2 separate regions of the Homo sapiens genome follow, and region 1 is linked to region 2. A link is a loop called in an ENCODE intact Hi-C map of the cell type or tissue named here. Cell type or tissue: heart right ventricle. All regions are shown on one strand. Each heading gives the region's core, and the rest is flanking DNA. Links, peaks and the distances in the headings are about the cores only. Region 1 overlaps LDLRAD4 (low density lipoprotein receptor class A domain containing 4). Region 2 overlaps LDLRAD4 (low density lipoprotein receptor class A domain containing 4).

What was found. Peaks named below come from ENCODE experiments on the same cell type or tissue, not always from the same donor. Only the 100,000 strongest peaks of a DNase experiment are listed, where the experiment ranks them.
Region 1: a loop joins it to region 2, with 2.3 times the contacts of the local background. A loop is called at or near these places in 8 of 110 quality-filtered maps.

What each region holds. Positions count from the first base shown.
Region 1 is chr18:13,310,736-13,321,850 of GRCh38, forward strand. The region is part of intron 2 of LDLRAD4 (low density lipoprotein receptor class A domain containing 4); the gene reads left to right. Among named protein-coding and RNA genes, the nearest start is that of C18orf15, 77 kb to the left of the region's middle. RefSeq lists enhancers at 8,077-8,578, 10,045-10,544. In heart right ventricle, for the core only: no CTCF peak of the experiment used is centred there; no DNase peak of the experiment used is centred there; H3K27ac peaks cover 1,252 bases.
Region 2 is chr18:13,259,702-13,270,816 of GRCh38, forward strand. All of the region lies in intron 1 of LDLRAD4 (low density lipoprotein receptor class A domain containing 4), which reads left to right. Among named protein-coding and RNA genes, the nearest start is that of C18orf15, 26 kb to the left of the region's middle. RefSeq lists enhancers at 2,981-3,919, 6,210-6,772 and a silencer at 8,669-8,963. In heart right ventricle, for the core only: no CTCF peak of the experiment used is centred there; DNase peaks (open chromatin) are centred at 4,600, 7,000, 8,570, 8,810 and 3 weaker places; H3K27ac peaks cover 4,454 bases.

The DNA.
Region 1 (11,115 bases), core at 1,224-9,223, 51 kb after region 2:
TTGGTTGTGTGCTTTGTCATGTTTTGGCTTATCTCATTTACTGTAGATCATCTGAGATTAAATCCATAAATTAATGTATTTATTTTTCCTTATTCTTATATTTTACTTGAGAAATTTTGCAGAGTCAGACTTTTGCTAAGGAGATGATTTGACATGTTGGAAAGATGCAGATTCTGGATCCAGAGAGACGTAAGTTCAATCCCTGTTACATCCGCTAGCATTTCTGTAGCCTTAGGTATATTACATAACTCACAGAGTCTCAGCTCCCTCCTCTGTAAAATGCAGAAAGTGATACCTCCCTCAAAGGGCAGATAAAGGATAAGGGCAAATAAAAACTCTATTGTTGGGGAAGACAGAGGATGGATATGGCCTTTCCTATCTTATATTTCAGATCCATTCATTCATCTGTCCATTCAGCTGTTGAGTCCATGAGAGCTTACTGGGTGCTTCTGAGTACCAGGACATGTAATGGGTGGGACACAAACACAAATAAGACCCCATCCCACCCTCAAAAAGCCAGACAGGGACTGACTTCAGTCTTTGTCAGGGGTGGATGGTGGGTGCAACAGAGCCCACTCAGGCCTCCTGGCACCTGCCTACCGATCCACCCTCATGTGAAAGAGTCTTTGTGCATCCTGGTGGCGGTGTTGCGGGTGGCAGGAAGCTCTGATGGCCCTCCGGGCTTGGCTTCTGCCACACTCCCAGGGACTGCTAAGGAGTCGCTTTCCAGCCGTGGGTGACACTGCTGGACACCTCTCAGAGTGTCCTCTGAGGATGAGTGTCATCCTCAGAACGCCGGCCACACTGGGCAATGTTTCCAGCTGGTTGTCGCCATGTTCTCAGGGGATATTTCGTAGAGGTCTTTAAATGCTAAAGCATTGGGCATTGTGACAGCTGGCGATGCTGCTGGCACTGTGCTCTTGAGGGAAGGCGGGCCTGGATGTGGAGGGTATGCCCAAAGGCCTGAGTCCGGAAAGGAGTTCTGCATTTCCATGCCGCCTGTGGCTCACCTGGAAAATAAAAACCTGTAGGAATAGTTACAGGCTGAGCATCACTAAGCTGAGAATCTGAAATCCCAAACACCCTCAAATCTGAAACTTTTTTTTTTTTTTTTGAGACGGAGTCTTGCTCTGTTGCCCAGGCTGGAGTGCAGTGGTGCGATCTTGGCTCACTGCAAGCCTCCCCTCCCGGGTTCACGCCATTCTCCTGCCTCAGCCTCCCGAGTAGCTGGGACTACAGGCGCCCACCACCACACCCGGCTATTTTTTCTTTTGTATTTTTAGTAGAGACGGGGTTTCACCGTGTTAGCCAGGATGGTTTTGATCTCCTGACCTCAAGATCCGCCCGCCTCGGCCTCCCAAAGTGCTAGGATTACAGGCATGAGCCACCGTGCCCGGCCAAATCTGAAACTTTTTGAGTGCTGACTGCAAGTGGAGAATTCCACAGCTGACCATGGTGCCGGGTGGCAGTTTAAACTTCATTTCATGCACACAATCATTAATAATATTGTATAAAATTATATGTGTAAGGTGTATGTGAAACATAAATGAATTTTCTGTTTAGGCTTCTGCCTCATCCTGAAGATATCTCATTATGTACATGCAGATATTCCAAAATCTGAAAAAATCCAAAATTCAAAATGCTTCTTGTCCCAAGCATTTCAAATAATGATATTCAACCTGTATATACTTAAAGGACCACAGGAAGGCATCATTAACAAAACAAGTTGAGGGCCAGGCGCAGTGGCTCACACATCAAAACTTCAGGATGCTAAGGCGGGAGTACCACTTGAGGCCAGGAGTTTGAGATCAGCCTGGGTAACATAAAGAGACCCCATCCCTACAAAATGTACAGAAATTAGCCTGGTATGATGACATGTGTCTGTAGTCCTAGCTACTGAGGAGGCTGAGGCAGAAGGATTGCTTGAGTCTAGAAGTTCCAGACTGTAGTGAGCTGTGATCGCACCACCGCACTCCAGCCTGGGCAACAGAGTGAGATCCTGTCTATAAAAAAAAGGAAAGAAACAAAAATACACACAAAACTGAGTTCAAGGTTAAATATAATACTACGCATTTTTCCTCTTGAAAGTATATGAATGAGATACCTTAAATAATCATAGCGAAACCACTTGGGAAAACTCTTCCTAAGCTTCAGTTGCATTATATGTTCTCTGTGATGTTTTCTGACCCACCTGGACTTTGAAAAGATGGTAAAATATTGTAAAAATAACACGGCTCTGTTTGTGCGTGCTTTCCATTTTTCTTCTTTACCTTTTGCCTGGTCACTGACTTCGTTAAGGGGAGGATGGGCTGCTGTGCGTGCTGTGTGGCTTGATGTTTGTAAGGATTTTTGCAGGTCACATGCTAAAGAGGGTCCCACACTTCATAGAATTTTGGGCGGCTAGAAGGATCTGTTATTTGTACGTGTTCTGTTATCTCTAGTCTTTGGAAAGAAGGGCAGGCTTGCAAACTTTTTGTGTCCTTATTTGCAGAGTCCTATTTGAGTTGGCGTTGTGCACGTGACCTATGCCTGACCTGCTTGGATTAGGACGCCAGCCTAGGTTAGCCCCATGGCAGAGGCTGAGGTGTTATTCCCTAGCTCTGACTGCAAGAAACCAATTCCTTCCCCACAGCCCACTCACACAGAGCACACTAAGTTTTCCCATACCTTGGCTGTGTAGACAAGGGCTTCAAGAACCATTCAGACGTGCCCTTGAACACTTCTTCCTGTTGCAAGAGCGTGCAAGCTTGAGTCGTTTTTATCTCTGGTGAACCCGGTTTCCCGTGGTAAACAGTTGTTTTAAGCACTAGCCCACAACCCAGAGCTTCAGAACTGCCTTCCCCCGCCACCGTCCCCCGCACGGGGAACTCAAGTTAGGCTTCTTGGCCCTTACGTGTGGATGTCATTTGAACAAGAACGTTTTGCACCTATTGATGTACTGCGTTTAATTGTACTTAGCTGTTTTCTTAGATCTTTTTCTCTGTGAAATCATAGGGACTTTGAGGACAGTGACGGTTTCTGCCTTTGTTCCCTACACCTGCAAAACATGTACCTGTGCCTTGTGAAAATCCAGCCAACAGCCGTGTGCGGGGGGGTGCCCACGCATCTCCTTGATGACATATTTTAGCGTTTGGATTAAGGAGAGTAGTTTGTTTGGTTTTTATTTTTATTTTTATTTTTTGCAGTTTATGTGTTGTGATGTCAGAAAGAGAGGGAAGTAGAAGAAAGCATTATTATTTTATTGCAATTAGATGTGACCGCAACACATTTTTCCCTGATCTCAGCACATGCCTTACTGATACTGCGTGAAGAGATTTAGTGCAGCCAGTGTTTAAATATCGGTTTCTAAATGGTTGGTATCAGGTGAAGAAGCAACACCTTCAAGTAATTTTGGTAATGAGTTTGGCAATCAGTGGGGCCCGAGGGGAGATAACTTAGTACGATTTATGGTGATTTTGGCATGTTTCCTAATGGCTCTGGATTTCTCAGTTACAAAGTGGTAAATCAGAAAGGAGACTTTAAAAGAGGCAATTTTGTTCTGATTTAGTGGAATATTTTACAAATAAGAAGTAACAAAGTTCTGTGAGTTATTTTCTGGAAAAATTGTGACTTATGTTTTTAGATTGTTAACTTGTGTCAAATAATTTATTGAAAAAGCGATTTCTTAATGTTAACATTTTTCTGTGATGTGGCTGCATGTACAGGCACACCTTGGAGATGTTGTGGAATACCCTGTAGACCGACATTCCCACGCAGTGATCTTGAAAAGCTGGACAGAGTACAAAAGAAAGGTGGCCAACACTGGAGGGACCAGGTCCTGAAGAGGAGGGAAGCTCATGGGCTGAACGCAGTGTTCTGTGATGCTTTTCCTCTTGAGATGTTTGCTGGCTCATAAGGGGCATGGAGCTGGATAGGTGAAGAACAAAACAGAAAGTGGTGTCCAGAAAACTAGGACCATGCATGGAGCTTGTGGCAGTCTTGTAGGGCTGGGAGACAAAACGTAGAGTTTTAGCTACAAAGGCTGTGTGAGTGTAAGAGACCGAGATCCTGGGGAGAAGGGAAAATATTAAGGTGAGCCTAGTAATCTGCACTTGTGTTCTCCTCAAGGCATTTGCTGATGTGTTAGCTCAGAGGCTATGAGAAGGGAAAGCTATTATTATTATTGTTGTTGTTGTTGTAGAGATGTTCTCGTACGTTGCCCAGGCTGGCCTCAAGGGATCCTCCTGCCTTGGCCTTCCAGAATGCTGGGATAACAGATGAGAATTACCACACCCAGCCAGAAGGCTATTCTTAAAGACTAGGGGAACCAAAACTTGGAGTTCAGGGCATGCCAAGGAGGAGGAGCCCTGGAAAGCACCTAGACTTCCTGTTAGGTCCTGACCCCAACCTAGGAATAAGAGTAAACCTGAAATAGTTTAGCCTTCACAAAAGACCGGGACTCAGCCTTGAACCCACTCAGTTCAGAGAGGATTATGGCACCCTGCCCTGCTCTGCCTGCCAGAAACCAGAGTCAGCGCTCTCTGAAGGATGATAACATTGGCCAGGGCCTCCAGTTCTCCTGTTAGTTTGTAATACACAGTGTTTGGTTTTCAATAAAAAATTAAGGTCCAAATGATTAAAAGATGAAGGAGAAAGAGTAAAAGCCAACAATGGAAACAGCAACAGGTGATGTAGTTTTTGGACTAATGAGATACAGATTTTAAAAGCATCATCATTAATATATTCAAGAAAGTAGAGGACAAGATGGAGAATTGCACAAATAAAATGGAATGTATAGGCCAGGCGTGGTGGCTCACACCAGCACTTTGGGAGGCCGAGGCGGGAGGATCACCTGAGGTCGGGAGTTCAAGACCAGCCTGACCAACATGGAGAAACTCCATCTCTACTAAAAATACAAAATTAGCCAGGTGTGGTGGCACACGTCTGTAATCCCAGCTACTTGGGAGGCTGAGGCAGGAGAATGGCTTGAACCTGGGAGTTGGAGGTTGTGGTGAGCTGAGATCATGCCATTGCACTCCAGCCTGGGCAACAAGAGTGAAACTCCGTCTAAAAAAAAAAAAAAAAAAGAATGTATAAAACTGGACTTAAATGGAAATTCTGGGAATGAAAAATACAATAAATGAAATGAAGAATTAAATATAAATTGGATAGCAGATTGCACATAGGAGAGTGAACTCTGCACTGTAGATTGACAGAAAATATCCAGAGTGAGGCATAGAGAAGAAAAGAATGAAAAAATAGAGGAAAGAGCATGAGAGCCACGGAGATGTGGAGAAAAGGCCCAGCGTGCAAAGGTGAGGGACGGTGAGAGGAGAGAGATGGGGGTGCCAGCAGGATTTGAAGTGATACTGGCTGAGAAGTATCCCAAACTCTGTCAGACATGAAGCCATAAATTCAAGAAACTTTACAAACTCCAAACATGGCAAATACACAGAGAACCACACCTGACATGTCACTGCAAAACTAGAACACAAGGCAATGTGGAAATGTAGATGGAGCTGGAGGTGCATCTGAGTGAAAGGACAGCTCTACGGCTGACAGCTGACTTTTCCACAGAGATCATAGAAATCAGATGACGATGAAATGACAGTCTTTAAAGTGGAGAAAGTAACTCTTTTCCTAGAATTCTATTCAAAAATGAAGGCCACCAAAGGGCATTTTCAGACAAACGGAATCAGACAGAACTTGTCACCAGAAGAACTATAGTAGAAGAAATTATTAGGGAAATTCTTCAGGCGGAAGGATAAAGGGTCCTGATGGAAGCATGGGAATGTAGGAGGGAATGCAGAGCCACGTAAACAGCAAAGCCACGGGTGGTTCTGAGTGGACAGCGACTACCTGTCACCAGCAAGTCACAGCAGTGCCTTGTGGGGTGTGATGTGCAGGCAGAATTAAAACACATGATGGTAACAGCCTTGAGGGTGGACGTGGAGGGTGGGTGCTGCTGTTGTTAGGGAAGCTGTTGGAGAACTAATTTCTCTTGGGAACTAGTGAGTTAGGACACATGTTACAATCTCCAAAGTAACCACTAAAATACTAATAATGCATGATGCATGTGGTGACAGAGGAGGGAAAACTGAACCGATAAGAAGTACTCAGTGAATCCAAAAGAAAGTAAGAAGGGAGAGATGTACAAACCAAACAGATGGGATAAATAGAAAACAGATAGCAACATGGTCAGTTTTCACTCAAACACTTCATAATTACATAAAATGCAACTGAACTAAATATGCCAGTTAATACCGAGATTGTCAAACTGAATATTTAAAAAATTGCTGCTTACGATAGACGTGCTTAGATGAAGGAATCCAGAAGGCACGATAGTGAAAGGAGGGAGAAGGATGCCCGGTGCACACACTAGCCATAAGGAAGCTGGTGCACCAATGTCAGGTGAAGCAGACATCAAAGCATCGGGCATTGCCAAAGATAGCAGCTTCTCACAGTGGTAACAGGTGAATTCCCAAGGATGATAGTTTACTGTAAAGGCAGGGTCTATAGCCACAAAAAAGATATTTCTTAAATTGCCCCTACACGTATCCTAAGCTCTCAGGGATAGCTTCAACCTGTAGAGACTCCCAGTTTCTTTAGCCCGAAGCCTAAGGTACACATCCCCAAAGCAATTTGGATGGAAGATCCTGACCTGCTCAGCTATTCAGATGATTTTTTTACTGAAAGAGTATTTCATTTTTGTCTCAATTCATTTTGATGGACTTACAGATAAGATTTCTTCACTAGAAGGCATTCATCACTTAAAAAATTAATATTTGAAATTGGTTATCCTTTATCTTTTTAATAAATTGAACAATTAGGATTGGTAGAACAATGGTACACCTGTCTATTTTCCGTGGGTGCCACTGGGAAGACCTTACAGTATTGTTGAAGTGTATCTGTTGAACCTGGCAACATTCAAGGCAGGCTGAGTTAAAGAAAGCACGTCACAAGACAGTATGTGCACTGTGATCCCACTTCAGTTAAAAATGTGTATGTTTATATTCATATAGAGAAAAGTCTGGAAGAATAACCCAAAATATAAGTAATGTTTCTGTCTGAGTGGTGGGATTATGGGTGATTTTATCTTCTCTGTTTATTTCTATTTTTGTATTTTCTCCAATGAACGTTTGTTACTCCTATAATAAAAATAAAAGCCATTTAAGAAAAAATTTTTTATCATATGACACCAACTGTTTCTACTAGAGGAATCTATGTCTTCTTTTAATCTTTATCAGTGTACACAGTTGAATTTCACATTATGTTAAATATTTGTCTCTCTGTGTCATCTGGAATAGAATTTTCTGCATTACCGTGTGGTTGAGTATACATCTGCCACTCGTCCGGTCCCTCGCTTCCTGTCCTTGTGAAGTCACTGTTCCCTGAGTGTTGTCAGCACTGGGAGGGTTCAGCGCAGGGGTCCCTTCAAGGCAGGACCGCTCACCTGGAGCTTCCGGCTTTCCCTGCGCACCACTGCCTCCTTCCCCTGCTGCCTGTGGCCATCGCTGATTTCTGGGGATGGAGCTTTAATTCATAGTGAAATCTTTTTTTTTTTTGAGACAGAGTCTCCCTCTGTCGCCCAGGCTGGAGTGCGGTGGCATGATCTCAGTTCACTGCAACCTCCGCCTCCCGAGTTCAAGCGATTCTCGTGCCTCAGCCTCCTGAGTAGCTGGGACTACAGGTGCATGCCACCACACCCGGCTAATTTTTGTATTTTTAGTAGAGACGGGGTTTTACCATACTGGTCAGGCTGGTCTCGAATTCCTGACCTCAGGAGATTTACCTGCCTTAGCCTCCCAAAATGCTGGGATTCATAGTGAATCTTAAGTGTGACCTCATAAAATAGAATAAATGCCCATCCATAAGACTAAAATTTCTTGTGTTTTTCTCCTTCTGAGTTTAAAATGGCACTGGATGACAAATGGAAAGCTTGATGCTGCTCTTAATGTGCCGCTAGGCATTCCGGGGATTTCAAAGCCAGTGGACGGGAGGTGGCCTCTGCCAGTGTCTGTCTGGTGTCTGTCTGTGTCACTGTGGTGCTGCCTGGGCCACAGACCTAGGCAGGACCCTGGGTGATGGAGCTCCTGTCTGGTGGGTGTGTGTGGGCAGTGCTGTTCCTGTCCACGTTAGAAAAGCCCTCTTACTTTACACTGAGTCATGCTCCCTCTCCACCACGGACCGCAGTCCCCTTCCCTAGTGACTCGCTGTCCCCTTCCTTTGTTGCGCAGCTTTCTGGCTTTAAATGAGGAGAGCTTAAGAATGGATGGGGAGCTCAGCACTCACAGTAACTGTTGGTGAACTCAGGGCCTGCTACGTCTGGAACACATCAAGCCATTTAGTGGGTGAGGTCATTCACTGTTTTTAAATGCTGCTGCAGCTCTTATTTCTCATGAAGCCCTTTATACCTATTAAATACTTCATAGTATTGATTAACTTAGCTGCTGCTCCTCTCTGTCATGGCACCTTTTGCTCATGTGGACTTTATGGTGCAGAAACACGAATCGATTGTCGTAATGAACAACACCCCTCTGAAGTGGCCACGGCGGGTATGATTCGTCCCAGTTCACGGGCGAGTAACAGAGGTGCGCAGTGGCGGGGCAGCTGGCCCAGGTCGTGCAGCTGCTGTGCGTGAGCCAGCTCGCTCCTGAGTTTCCTTTTGTTTGACAGCATTTTGTTTACAGACACCACACCAATCCTTGGTCTTGGATACATCAGAAAAGTTGGAGTTCTAGAGGTGGGTGGAGGCAGGACTTGTACCCTCTCCCTGCAGCAAAGACAAATTCATTAAGCATTTGGAACACTTGTTAAGTTCAGTTTGTCTCTCTCTAAAAGTTATCACTAGATGACTCTCTCATTTTTGTGTGTGCGTGTTTTAGATTTGCCTGTAACTTACGACCAGGGATACTGGCTTTCTATTTATGGTAGTAATAGCAGTTCTCCTTTTAAATAAACTTATTTTCAGCCAAAAGAGTGATTAGGTCTATCAAAAAATGATAAGGAAATAAACAGTACAGATCGTCTATATTTATGGCAAAAACCATGAAAAGGGCATTCCAGGGGCTGAATTTTGGAAACCCCGCATGAGATGACCTTTGAGGTCAATATTTCCGGGAACAGTTGCCTCATAGCTCTGAGACTTACGATTTAAAGCTCAGGTCATGAGACATTACTTGAGGCCACTATGTCTCATTTCTATTATAATTTTTATAATAAATGATTCCTTGACTGATATACCCAAGGGAAGAAAGGATGAAAAACCAAAACCAAAAAACTATGTGTGGCCTATTCACAGAGTATAAAAAATTATGTTTTGAGTTGAAAACAGTGTTGTCTGCATTGTTGCAGGAATCATAGTTGACTCCATCCTGAGATTTCAACTTTAGGATGAGATAACATATTTTATTGCATATCTGATCATAAGATCTTCTGTAGTTTTATACATCGTTTCTGTTTACAAGAGAGAATGCTGCGCCTCTGAGGGAAAAGAATCATTCGCAAGTCTTTTAGCTGCATCTCTGACTTGGCGAATCCTGCTTTCAAGATTGCATTAGTCGTATTAGGTGACTGACACTGTGAAGTCCTGTGTTGACGTAATCTGTTGCCTTTTCTTTATTTTTACGTTTCCGCTGCCTCTCATCTAGGAAGGAGCCTTATGAATGAACACATTGAAAAGTCATCCTTTAATTGAGGGAAGAGACTACTTTTAACCCTGTCTGAGCCTGCTGCTCTCCCCCTGGGACTGCAGTGACCAGTGCTCTCAAACTGCTTGGCATAATTCCTTATGGAAGAGTGAATCCCCTCTGATAGAGGGTAATCCTGACTTTGTTTGAATTCTTCCAGTAACAGAGAGCTCAGCCTGTAAGAAGGTGGCCCAAGTTGCTTTCTGGACACTTGTAGTTTTAGAAGCATCTTCTGTCCTGTGACGGTGAGGAAGGTCACTGCAGTCCCCAACAGTGAGGCTCAGCACAGGCTGTGGGAATCCCGCTGCCAGGTGCAATGGCAGGGTGGAGCCGGGGAGCAATGGGGCAACTCTACGTTTGAGTAACGTGTGACGTGTTGACCTCATTGTTCCCTGAGTGTCACAAATGCCCATGGCATCTGGTAGACCGTGTTCAAGTTTAATTCAGGAGTTCAAAGCCTAACAGGATTGTTGTCATTCCCTCCCAGTGGGACCCTCCAGAAGGTGGCTCCTCTCCGTGACTGGACATAACAAGCCACGCCTGTGTCTGCAGGTGGGGAAAAGTAAATTGGAGGCCAGGCATGAATGCACTGTTTCAGTGAGCCCTAGTGAGTTCAGTGTGGAGAGCGTAGTTGGAGATACTTGGTTTTGCAGCTCCCCCGCCCTCTTGTGTTGATGAAGGCAGCAAGCAGAGGTGGTTAACTTCGGCCCGAGCATGCTGCAGGACTCCGAGAGACTGGCTCCCTGGGTCTTCTCTGGCCCAGCAGACAGGCTGCCTGCTGCAGACAGGCCGGTCTCCTGCCCCTACCCGCCGTCTGCACACTCAGCCCTGCATCTCCCCCAGAGGCCTATGCGCGGTTTGGCTGCCCGGCCAGGTTCCTCCTGAACATTATGAGTCTGTGATTTCAGATGTAGCTGCAAACGTTTCCAAAGCCTATCTCTGGGCCTATCGCCGTGTGATGTTTTAAAACCATAGTTTATTTGGCTTTTTGTGGCTATTTAATTCTCTTCGGGACTCATTCATCTCCCTCAAATTTTAAGTGGTTGTTTACAGCTCTGAATTATTTTCTTTGTGTCCTCTTGTTTCTAGTCTTTCCCATTCAATTTTACAGCTATCAGGTTTGGATAATTAGAATGGAGATTCTTCTTCCAAAAATAAGGTATTAAGAATAAACACACAAGGCTGGGCGTGGTGACTCACGCCTGTAATCCCAGCACTTTGGGAGGTCGAGGCGGGTGGATCACCTGAGATCAGGAGTTTGACCTGGCCAACATGGTGAAACCCCATCTCTACTAAAAATGCAAAAATTAGCCGTTGTGTGGTGATGTGTGCCTGTAATTTCAGCTGCTCGGGAGGCTGAGGCAGGACAATTGCTGGAACCAGGGAGGCAGAGGTTGCAGTGAGCCGAGATCGCGCCATTGCACTCCAGCCCAGGCAACAACAGCGA
Region 2 (11,115 bases), core at 1,528-9,527:
TCCCTCCATTTGTGCTGCTCACAAACTCAAGGGGCATCACTTACATGGGATAATTTGCCTTTACAGCCACCCACGGCTGCTTTGAGAAAGGAAGTGTTCCCATCACCTGTTTTCCTTTGCTTGGCTGTACCTGTAATGACTGAGCCCCACTGGGTGCGCAGGGCAAGACCAGCCTTCGTGTCTCTTGGCCCAATGGAGGCCCCAGGAGGGGAACGTGTGGTTTGGAGAAGCCGCTTCTTGCACCACTGCTCCTGTAACTGACCTTGGGCTGTGTGGTCTGTCCAGCCTCGGTTCCCTGTCTTTAAGATGCATGTAACAGGACCTCTCGGATTTCTTGGGAGGCATTGGGTGGAATATAGCAGGTAGATTTTGTAGGATAGTAGGTGCTAAGTTCAGGTCAGTTACTTCCCCTTAAATAGAGAAGACTCTAAGTGACATTTGGATAATCTCCTGAGAGCACACTGTAACTTCTATTGGAGGTCATTGCCTTGACCTCCTTATGCCCAGGGGCAGCTGAGTGCCCACTTGCCAAGGTGTGAGCAATGCGCCCTGTTCTGCTGTGAGCCTTCTTGGGACCCTGCATAGAGCCTGTTCCCTTCCACTCACTGCTGGCTGGTGTCTGTGGAACAGCCTTCCCTGGCCTTTTGGCGGCCCTGTCAGGGTCTGGAAATCTGGCTTTGTCTCAGAAATCTGGCTGCGGAAGATTTTCCTTTGTGTACTGTCATAAATGCCTTAAATGTATTAGGGTGCTTTGCAAATCTTTCTCTAATCCGTTTTGACAAATAGCTGAGTAGTATTGGTTTTATGTGAACTTGGCAAAATTTGCTCCCGTTCAGGGTGACTGGGGCATGTGACAATTAGTGGGAGGTGGCAGGATTCTTGAGTGTAGCATTTCTCTGACTCAGCCGACTATTTCCTTTTTCCTGTTGCTTTATTATTTATTGTTGCTATTCTTTCTGCCACCCTCTCCCTCCCTCCTTACAGATGTCTGTCTTTCCAGGACTGTCCTTGTATTTTTTTATCTTCTCTCGCATAGACATCTATGGCAGGTCCATCCTTGAATACCCACTGTTCCTTCCGGTGACTACCATGGTGTGGCAGCTCTAAGGGCAGGGAGCTCATCTCTGCTGAATGCAGCCCATTTTGTGGATGCCATGGCACCTAGAAACCAACTGGATGCAGTTGAATGTGCCTCCCTATGGCCTCCCTGGGCTGGGATTCAGAGCAGGGCTCACTTTTCTTCCATTTGTTGGGACTAATGTGTCTGAAGACACTGCCGGTGCCCCACCTGGTTCCCTCTTTTCCAGGTCAGGCAGCCCAGCTTGCTTTCCCCATCCCTCCTCTAATGCGTTCACAGCCCCCTCATTCCTCTCCTAGGTGATGGTGCTGTGGGCTTTCAGAGCTCAGCTACGATGGACTGTGTCTTAGCACAACAGGCGTGAGGAACTGATGAGGGCATTGGGAACGGTGAGGTGCTGGGGCACATTAGTCCTGGCTCCAGGGAATAGCAGAACTCTGCCCCTAACATTCCATTTACTGGTGGAAAAATAGACCAGCGGGTTCTTGCTGTTCTACTTGCTAGATGATAGATTTTCTTCATCTTGTTTACAAGAAAGAATGTGGTTTCTTAGCCAAGGACTTGATTTCTGGTTCCTGGTGAACAGTTTTCAGAGCACTCTGAGCCTCTTCATTTGTAGAAAGGGAACTTTGAGAAAATGCCCAGCACAGTGCCTGCCTGGGACAGAGCGATTTCAGCAAATGTTTACAGAAATCCCAGTTTAGTTCAAGTTGTGAGCTGAGAATCCTTGCTGTTGGTTTTAGGTTTCCAGCCTCAGGCCTTCAGAACCTTTGGGGGTTGTATCCCTAACCTCAGCCGTACCCTAGAGGCCAGGTCAGCAGAGTGAGTGATAAGCGCACTCGTTCCATCAACCGTGCGGTTAGAAACGTAGAGGTTGTCATTAGAAAGTGCAGTCTTTCTATCCTACTTTTGAATTTCAGGGAGGAGCTTCAGGATTTGTAAAGACTTCATCTATATTGAAGACTGCCCAAGAGTTATGGCTTACCCGGCTGCAGGCAGCATGCCACCTGTATGCAGTACCTGTGCTGTGTCTAAGGAGGAAGGGCGACTTGGTGGTGGGGGCGGGGGAGAGGCAGGACTGCGAGTGCCACCAGAGCTTGAGAGAGCAAAGAGGAACAGAGGAGATGGGGGTGGAGCTGTGCAGAGCAGGGCACATGTGCGGCTCTGTGTGTAGAAAATGAGTCCCGTGTGGCTCTGTGTGTGGAAACTGAGTCCCGTGGGGCTCTGTGCGTGGGGGCTGAGTCCCGTGTGGCTCTGTGCATGGAAACTGAGTCCCGTGCGGCTCTGTGCGTGGAAACTGAGTCCCGTGTGGCTCTGTGTGTGGAAACTGAGTCCCGTGCAGCTCTGTGCGTGGAAACTGAGTCCCGTGCGGCTCTGTGCGTGGGGGCTGAGTCCCGTGTGGCCCTGTGCATGGAAACTGAGTCCCGTGTGGCTCTGTGTGCCTGGGGGATGAGTCCTGTGTGGCTCTGTGTGTGTGGAAACTGAGTCCCGTGTGGCCCTGTGCGTGGAAACTGAGTCCCGTGTGGCTCTGTGTGTGTGGAAACTGAGTCCCGTGCGGCTCTGTGCGTGGGGGCTGAGTCCCGTGCGGCCCTGTGCGTGGAAACTGAGTCCCGTGTGGCTCTGTGCGTGGGGGCTGAGTCCCGTGTGGCCCTGTGCGTGGAAACTGAGTCCCGTGCGGCTCTGTGCGTGGGGGCTGAGTCCCGTGCGGCCCTGTGCGTGGAAACTGAGTCCCGTGCGGCCCTGTGCGTGGAAACTGAGTCCCGTGCGGCTCTGTGCGTGGAAACTGAGTCCCGTGCGGCTCCGTGCGTTGGGGCTGAGTCCCGTGCGGCCCTGTGCGTGGAAACTGAGTCCCGTGCGGCTCCGTGCGTTGGGGCTGAGTCCCGTGCGGCCCTGTGCGTGGAAACTGAGTCCCGTGCGGCCCTGTGTGTGGAAACTGAGTCCCGTGCGGCTCCGTGCGTTGGGGCTGAGTCCCGTGCGGCCCTGTGCGTGGGGGCTGAGTCCCGTGCGGCTCTGTGCGTGGAAACTGAGTCCCGTGCGGCTCCGTGCGTTGGGGCTGAGTCCCGTGCGGCTCCGTGCGTTGGGGCTGAGTCCCGTGCGGCCCTGTGCGTGGGGGCTGAGTCCCGTGCGGCCCTGTGCGTGGGGGCTGAGTCCCGTGCGGCCCTGTGCGTGGGGGCTGAGTCCCGTGCGGCTCTGTTTGTGGGGGTTGAGTCCCGTGCGGCTCCGTGCGTGGGGGCTGAGTCCCGTGCGGCTCTGTGTGCGTGGGGGCCGAGTCCCGTGCGGCTCTGTGTGCGTGGGGGCCGAGTCCCACGCTGCTCTGTTTGCGTGGAAACTGAGTCCTGTGCGGCTCTGTGCGTGGGGGCTGAGTCCCGTGTGGCTCTGTGTGCGTGGGGGCTGAGTCCCTTGTGGCTCCGTGCGTGGAAACTGAGTCCCGTGTGGCTCTGTGCGTGGGGGCTGAGTCCCGTGCGGCTCTGCGTGGAAACCGAATCCCATGCGGCTCTGTGTGTGGGGGCTGAGGCTGAGTCCCATGCGGCTCTGTGTGTGGAAACTGAGTCCCCTGTGGCTCTGTGTGTGGAGACTGCATCCTGTGCGACTCTATGTGTGGGGCTGAGTCCTGTGTGCCAGTCTTCCCATTGCCATCTCAGGGATCCTCAGGGCAGCCTGGTGAGGACAGTGAGGGCACGGGATTGCAGCTAACACACAGAGCTGTGCAGTGAGGCAGGCAGGAGCTTGCTTGGGAGAGAGGCAGGGGAGTCGAGGGGCACCTGGCACCTTATCTGGGCCAGCTGGCCTGGGTTCGAGTCCCAGCTCTGCCCATTGGCAGCCATGTGACCTTGGATGCTTCACTCAACCCTCCTGTGCCCGAATTTCTCCATCGATAAAAGGAAGATGTTGGTAATCGTATTACCCACCTCATGGGTTCTTATAAAGATGGAAAGAATAAGAATCAATCATGTTCCGAGCTTGAGACACAGCTGGCTGATTTTAAGTGTATGTTATGGTTAAAGTGAGGGAGTCGAGCTTGGACTGTGGACCACCTGACTGCATTGCTGTCCCTCTAAAGGTCATGATTGGGTGGTAACTGAACTTCAGCTTCTCCTGGATTCATAATCTTATTTCATTTCATAAAGTACAATCATACAGTCAACATGACTTTAGAATATTGGAGGAAACTTTCTATGTTCCTCAAGTACCATTTAATTAAAGAAAAAAAAAAGAATTTTGGATGAAACTAATATAACCCTGGGGTGGGCAAGTCTGTTGGGGGCATGGGAGGGGCTATGATGGAGCAGGGCAGGACACGACCCGGCCCTGTCCCCTCTGGTGGATTGGGCCCCACCTGTCCCTTTCCAGGCCCAGAGTTGAGCAGTTGGTTGAGTGGGTGGGTGGGTACCGTTTGAAAGAGCGAGTGGGGGCTGGTTGCGGGATGGACCTGAGTGGCTAGGATGGGTCCTTTGAGGAGGTGGCCCTGCCAGGCGGCTGCTTTACGTCAACGGCCAGTGAAGCTGGGGCTGCAGACCTGGAGGGCTTCCCAGCCCCGCCCCCGAGTTATCCTCAGAGCAGGCCTTGCTGCTCTTTCCAAAGGGTGTCTGCAGACCGTTAGACAGTTGCTTGGCCAATGTTCAACAGTGTGCAGGAAAATGCTTAGAAAGCCAGGAACGAATGGTTTCTGAAGTATTCACCATCATTCAATTCCACAGTGTCCCTTTATGAGTTTAGCTAATGGGGAGTTGACTTCTCTGTGTAGATATTCTGAGCCCGATTGCTTAGGTGATGGCATTCTTGGCAGGGAAGCCGCTAGCCTGTTTTTCGGAGTAGATGTTGTCCTGTGCTTCCTTCCCATGTGGGACTGCCATGCAGGTTGAAGACGGTTTTGTGCTTTTCTCTGCAAATGGCTGTTCTTTGGACTGTGTGAGGTGATTCTGCGTAGCCTCTCCCTTCTTCCAGGATTCTGAATCTGGATTGATTTTGTTGATGAAGCTTTCTGAGATGCATTGCTGAAAAGAGTAGTTGAAGAATGTGTCTGGAGAAAGCATATGGGTGCATTTCACAACTGTGCTGTTTCATAAAAGCGTTTCAAGTACAGTCTTCCCGAACCTGGAGGATTCGCAACTGGCCTATAAACAGACTCCAGTATTTCAAGGTTGAGGAAGACGTTGGCAAATTGATCTGTAAAATTATATAAGAGCTCTCTCTTTTCTTTTACCTGAGTTAAAGCTGAGTTGCCCAAGCCAGAACCTGGTGCTGTTCTGACCCCCTCCTGGCTCCCTGATCCATCCACTGTGTCGCCAAGGCCTGTGATTCTACCTTCTAAGTGTTTTCCACATGGCTCCTTTCCTCCCGCTGTGGTCACTGCCTTCAATTCTCAACATTTCTTGCCTGGACTTTTGCAACAGCCTCTGAACAGACTGCCCTGCCTCCAGCCTCTGCCGTCTCTCCCCTCCTCATATCCTTCCCTGCGCCTTCCAAACTCCTGGTCTAGGACCTCGTTCTGAGAACCGCCTTACCACCTAGTGGCAGGGCTGACCTGTCACTGCGTAGCTTTGAAGGTCAACGCCAAACTTACCTGTGTGGCCTGGACGGGGTCTCTGTCTCCAGCCCCCATTTCACTCAGTTCCTCCGGGGACACTCGAAGCCCTCCCCCTTCCCACTGTGCTGCCTGGAGCATGGCTTTCTCTGTCCTGCAGCACAAATGTCAGCTGCCCAGGTGAGCCCTTTTCTGGGCTCATCGCAATTTGTCAAAACGTGTGACAGGGATGAATAGCTCCATGCACCCAGGAGCAAGGCGTGCCACATCTCTTCATTTTTCTTGAGAAATAAATCTCCTTTGATCCCTGACTCACTGAGAAAGATGGGGTGGCTGATATCAGTCATCTGGGGACTGTCCTCCCCAGGCACGTTTCCGAGGACTTGTCACTCAGTCACACCTGGCCCCACTCCCCAGGGCTTCGTTGGCCATGGGTCCTGCTTGCCTGGTGCTGAGATCTTCTTCAAGGTCTGCTGAAGTCATCTCCTGTTGGGGTGGCCCTGGGACTCCACTCTGCTGCACACAGCTCAGGCCTCCAGGGGTCTTCCTCAGCCCCCTCCTCACTACTCCTGAGGTCTTTGCCCTCCCCTGGGTGGGTCCCTCTTCTCCTCCCACCCCTGAGCACTCAGCCTCCTCCTCACCCCCACGTGGATCTGCTCGATCTAGGTTTAGAGCTCTGGTTTTAAGCATCGATATGTTTAAGCATTATCTGGGGAGCTTGTTAAAAATACGGATTCCTGGACTCCACCCCAAGAGATTCTGACTCAGAAGCTTAGATGATGCCTGGCAGTGAACGTGTGTTTTAGCAAGAATGGCGGGCTCCTTGACACGGTTGTTCTGTAGTTTGGACAGTGAGTAGCACTCGCCCAGACCTTAAAAACAAAGGCTTTTTCGGGGCTTGTTTTTAGGGCTCCCCCGACTTCTTCCTGTGGACCCAGGAACACAGAAGATCATTTTGCTACAGAGTCCGCATAAGCCCTCTGCCCTCCAGCCCTGCATTCACAGCTAGCCTGGGAGCTCCTCGAGGGCAGGGCGTGGCTTCATTCCTCCTGCACAACTCCTGGTACCTCGCACTGGGTCCGTGGCCAGATGTGGGCAGGAGCAGTCTCGGGGACAACAGACACAGCCCGCTGAGGAAGGCACCCAACCCTGGGCTTGGCTTTCCTTTCCTTTCTGGCATGGGGCTCAGGTGTCCAGAGGCGGGAGGATTCCGAGGGTCTCTGGTGGCTGCCTTCTCCAGATTTGGGCTTGGACTGGGCACAGCTGGGAATCAGTTATGTTTTGTTTTGTTTTGAATTGGCATAGTGACCGTCTTAGGCAGAAGGCAGGCTGCCGCAGGGCCTCCACGCTCAGGCGCTGCCTGGCGATGGCTTCTCCGTGGAGGAGAGGGAACTGCTCTGAAGCAAGCCCAGCACCGCAGTCCTGGCCAGACCCGTGGGCAGATCCCTGGAGTCCTGTCCCCACACTACCCTTGGAGCTGCCTTCCGAGTGTAAGTTACAGTTTCAGTCACAGCCTCAGAGGTGGCAAGTCACTGACTAGGAAGAGAGTTGAAATGAACAGAATTCTGAGTAAGAGTAATACTAAGAGTTACAATTTTATGTTCCAGTGAGGTAGAAAATCTTTTACGTCGACTGAAGGCTAGATCTCCTTTCATGTGGAATCTCTTTGTGAAAGAACAGCATTTTCTGAGTTCACGCCTAGGTCTTGGTTAGAATCAACAGGGTAATGGTGGCAAGGGAGAGGTTTGTGAAAATATTCTCAGACTGCACTTGTGAATTATGAATGCGACTGCTAACATTGCTTTAGCAGTTCAGTGACACCTATCTTTGCAAAATGTACTTTCACTTGTAAGGGCCAAATAATTCTAATAGAAACATTTTTTGGTATGTAATTATGTAGATGTAGAGTGATACACTTTTTTTTTGCTGTGCACTTAAAAATTATCAAAGTAATGTTTGGAACGTCTGGAAACTCTACTTCTGATCACTGGTCAGTTTCACGCGTGTGTGTGTCTGTGTTGTATTGTTTTTAGTGTGTGCACACAGGCCTGCAGCCTTAGCAGTTACTGGAAGAGTGGTCTATCTCATTTATTTTAAAACCAGCATCACCCGTTCCACCTGTCACATGTGGTGGTGGAATTTGAGAAGAACGGGGACAGTTTGATCAGGATAGTGAAGCTGCCCAGGGGCATAGCCTGTGAATGCTAATTCACTTTCTGTAAACAACCTCTGCAGTGTTTGGTGTTTGCATGTATGAGATCAGCCGTCAGTTTTCGCTCAGATCCAGCTCCTGCTGCTGTCTAACTGAGATGAGCAAGCCTCACTTCAGACGTCGTGTGTAACCCAGCTACTTCATTTGTTCATTCTCATCTTTTGCTTTTCTGGAAGGTTTCAGCCAGAGGCTGGGGCCCCGCATTCTGGCTGGCTGATTGGAAATCACGCACATGTAAGGATTGTCCAGCAGCTTTCCTGGGGCCCCTGGTGACAGCTTGCATGCCATGAGAACTGGCACAGACTGTGAGTCACCCACTGTCCTTCCTGAGCTTTGACTTAAGGTAACATGGGCAGACCAATGCATTGTTTCTTTTTCTTTTAAAACAATTTTTTAGAGATGAGGCTTCACTATGTTGCCCAGGCTAGACTTGAACTCCTCACTTCAAGCGATCCTCCCACCTCCCCTCTGTAGTAGCTGGGACGACAACTACTACCCCCAGTGCACCTGGCTTGACACATTCTTTTTAGTCTTTTGAAACTCTTGTACTTTCCAAGATGTGCCTGGAGAGATATTTTCCTCTTAAGTTTAAGACTATAGTTTTCTACTGATTTCCTTTGTTTTCCTGTCCCAGGGCAGAATATTTTGTTCCTGTCGATGGACTGCAGATGGTGCCCACTCCGCCTCCCCTGCCAGTCTGTCCTGGACTCTCTATCCGTTTTCCTTAGTCTCAGTTCCTCCTTTACCCTCCTCCCCCCTCGGCTTGACTCTTCTCCCTGCTTCCCTCCCCTGTTGGGATTCTGGCCTAGTGGGAGATGGTTTCATCTGAGCATCTGAAAATATGGGGCTTCTTGGTCTTTATATGCACATCTGAGCATGCTACTGAAGGCAGAGGAAGGGAGATCTCTTAGGGAGTCAGCACATGCAAAATGCTGTGCCTTCAGACTGCCTCTGCTACCTCTTACAAGGAGCCTCACACCGCAGGCTGCCCTTTAGCTGTTCCCTTGGAATGCAGCCTTGTTAAGTCACTGCCAGCGTTTCCCCTCTTGGCGTCCCTTTCTCTTACCTAAGTTGTTAACTCCAGACTTCGCTGCTTTCTTAAAGGCTAAAGTAATGGGCAGAGTAAAACCCTGAAATGTTTAGAAGCTATGCAGTATTATATTGTAAACCTGTAAAAATTCTTAACAAAGTTAGTGGCTTGGAAAGATTTTCATGAGAACTTCAGCTAAAAGGCAGTAAAGTAAATGCCTTAAAATAACTAAACTTTGGCTTATAACAAGGCCATTGTTTGGCAGTGTCCACTTTTTAAAGACTTTCCAGAACTTGGAGGAGGAAATGATCCTGAGACAAAGTAGTGATTTAAAAAATGAAGACAGTAAATTAACATTGACATTATTCGCCAACAATTGATTTCTTGTCTTCCAACTTTTTACCCTGCATTCTGAATAAATTGGACCATGTGAGGAACTAGAAGATTAACTTTAGGGTTTTTGTTTGATTGAAATTGGTTTTGCAGAAGTGGAAATTTGGCAGCATGTATGGAAACCAGTAAATCAGTTTACAGTGTTCTGTGCTTCTTAGTTTATGAAACCCACAAGAATGAGGAAAGGCTGCATGTCTTTGAATGCGAGAGGGCTGAACTAATGTAGGGTTTGCCTTTTCTGGAAGTTTATTTTTACCCTTATTAATTTAGTAGCTTGTAGAGCAGCATGTCCAAACTTTAACTAGTTAATAGTGGCTCCCAAGCTGAGCAAGATTTCAATGCCAATGGTTATTTTTCAGTGGTCTCATAGAGAAAATACTGGGAAATATTCTAAGAATGGTGTAAAATGAAGAGGAACTTGGTAATTTTTTAAAACACTGGCTCAATGAAATGTAAGCAGCTGGCTTACACACAGTGACAATCTTTACAATCAGATATTGTGCTCTGAACTAGTGCTCTGATGAGGTAGTAGAAGCATGTCTCTATTTTCAATTAAAATGATCCGTTAATGTGGGAATATTTGGAGCATCTGTGTCTTTTCAAATGAACCGGGGTAGATGATCTTTTTTTTTTTTTCCTGAGGGGAAGCCCATTTGCGTGGTGGCTTCTGCTGGTAGCATCCGTGCCTGTTTCCCAGCCTGCTGGGGCCCTAGCGAGCTGTCCGACGTCATGTGCTCACACTTGGAGTCAGTCTGAGTCGGCAGTGTGGGAGTTCCTTCCAGAGAGATGTGTTCTTTTCATCTTGAATGGTTCATAGGTTTCTGCAGCAGGCATGGTCTCATTCTCAAACTCAGTGTCCTCACAGCCTTCTTCGACCCCTTCCTCCTGGTATCCCCTTGGATGTTCTGTCCTCCATCCTCCCATGTGGCCCTGTCCGTCACCTGACATCCATGTTAACATGCTTATGGGTATCACTCGAATAGCTGCCTTCACAGCAGGCTCTTGCTGCTGTGGATTTGAACAAGTATTTGTAGAGGAGTCAAGGCAGGCTACCTTGATCTGCAAACACACCAGGGCTGTCTAGAGCCGTGTCACTGGACCGCTGTGCTGGTGTCTCCTGGGGGCTTGCTAGAAATGTGGAGGCTGGGCATGGTGGCTCACATCTGACATCTTAGCACTTTGAGAGGCCAAGGTGGGATGATCTCTTGATCCCAGGAGTTTGAGACCAGGCTGGGCAACACAGCAAGATCCTGATTGTACAAAAATTTTAAAAATTAGCTGGGCCTGGTGGCGTGCCTACCTGTGATCACAGCTGCATGGGAGGCTGAGGTGGGAGGATCACTTGCACCCAGGAAGCAGAGCCTGCTATGAGCTGTGATGGCTTCACTGTAATCTAGCCTGGGTGACTCTGTCTCTTAAAAAAAAAAAAAGAAAAGGAAAAAAAGAAAAGGAAATGTAGAACCTTGGGGCTCACTACAGATGTGTAGAGTCTGAATTGGCCGGGTCGAGAGGGCAAAGTATGCTCGTTCCAGGCCTATTTGCATTACCGCGTACAAGTGTATCACAGCACTGGAAGCCAAGGCAAAGGTACTTTAGCAGTAGAATGTGTTTTCATTAAGTTATTTCAGAGTACTGGATCCAGGACTTTATTTGCAAAGTTTATGCGTAGATGATACAGATGGGGTGAGTTCTGTTTGGCTAGAGCGGAATGCAGTTAGCTGCTTTCTGCTTTCTGGACCCTGCATGGTTGTGCTGCGAGGGATCCTTCCTCAGGGCGTCGGCAGGTTCCACTGGGAGGCTAGAACTCTGCAGGAGCGGAGACCACAGCCAGCACTAAAGAAGTGATCTCTGACAGAAGGGAAGAGAAAATGTATTTC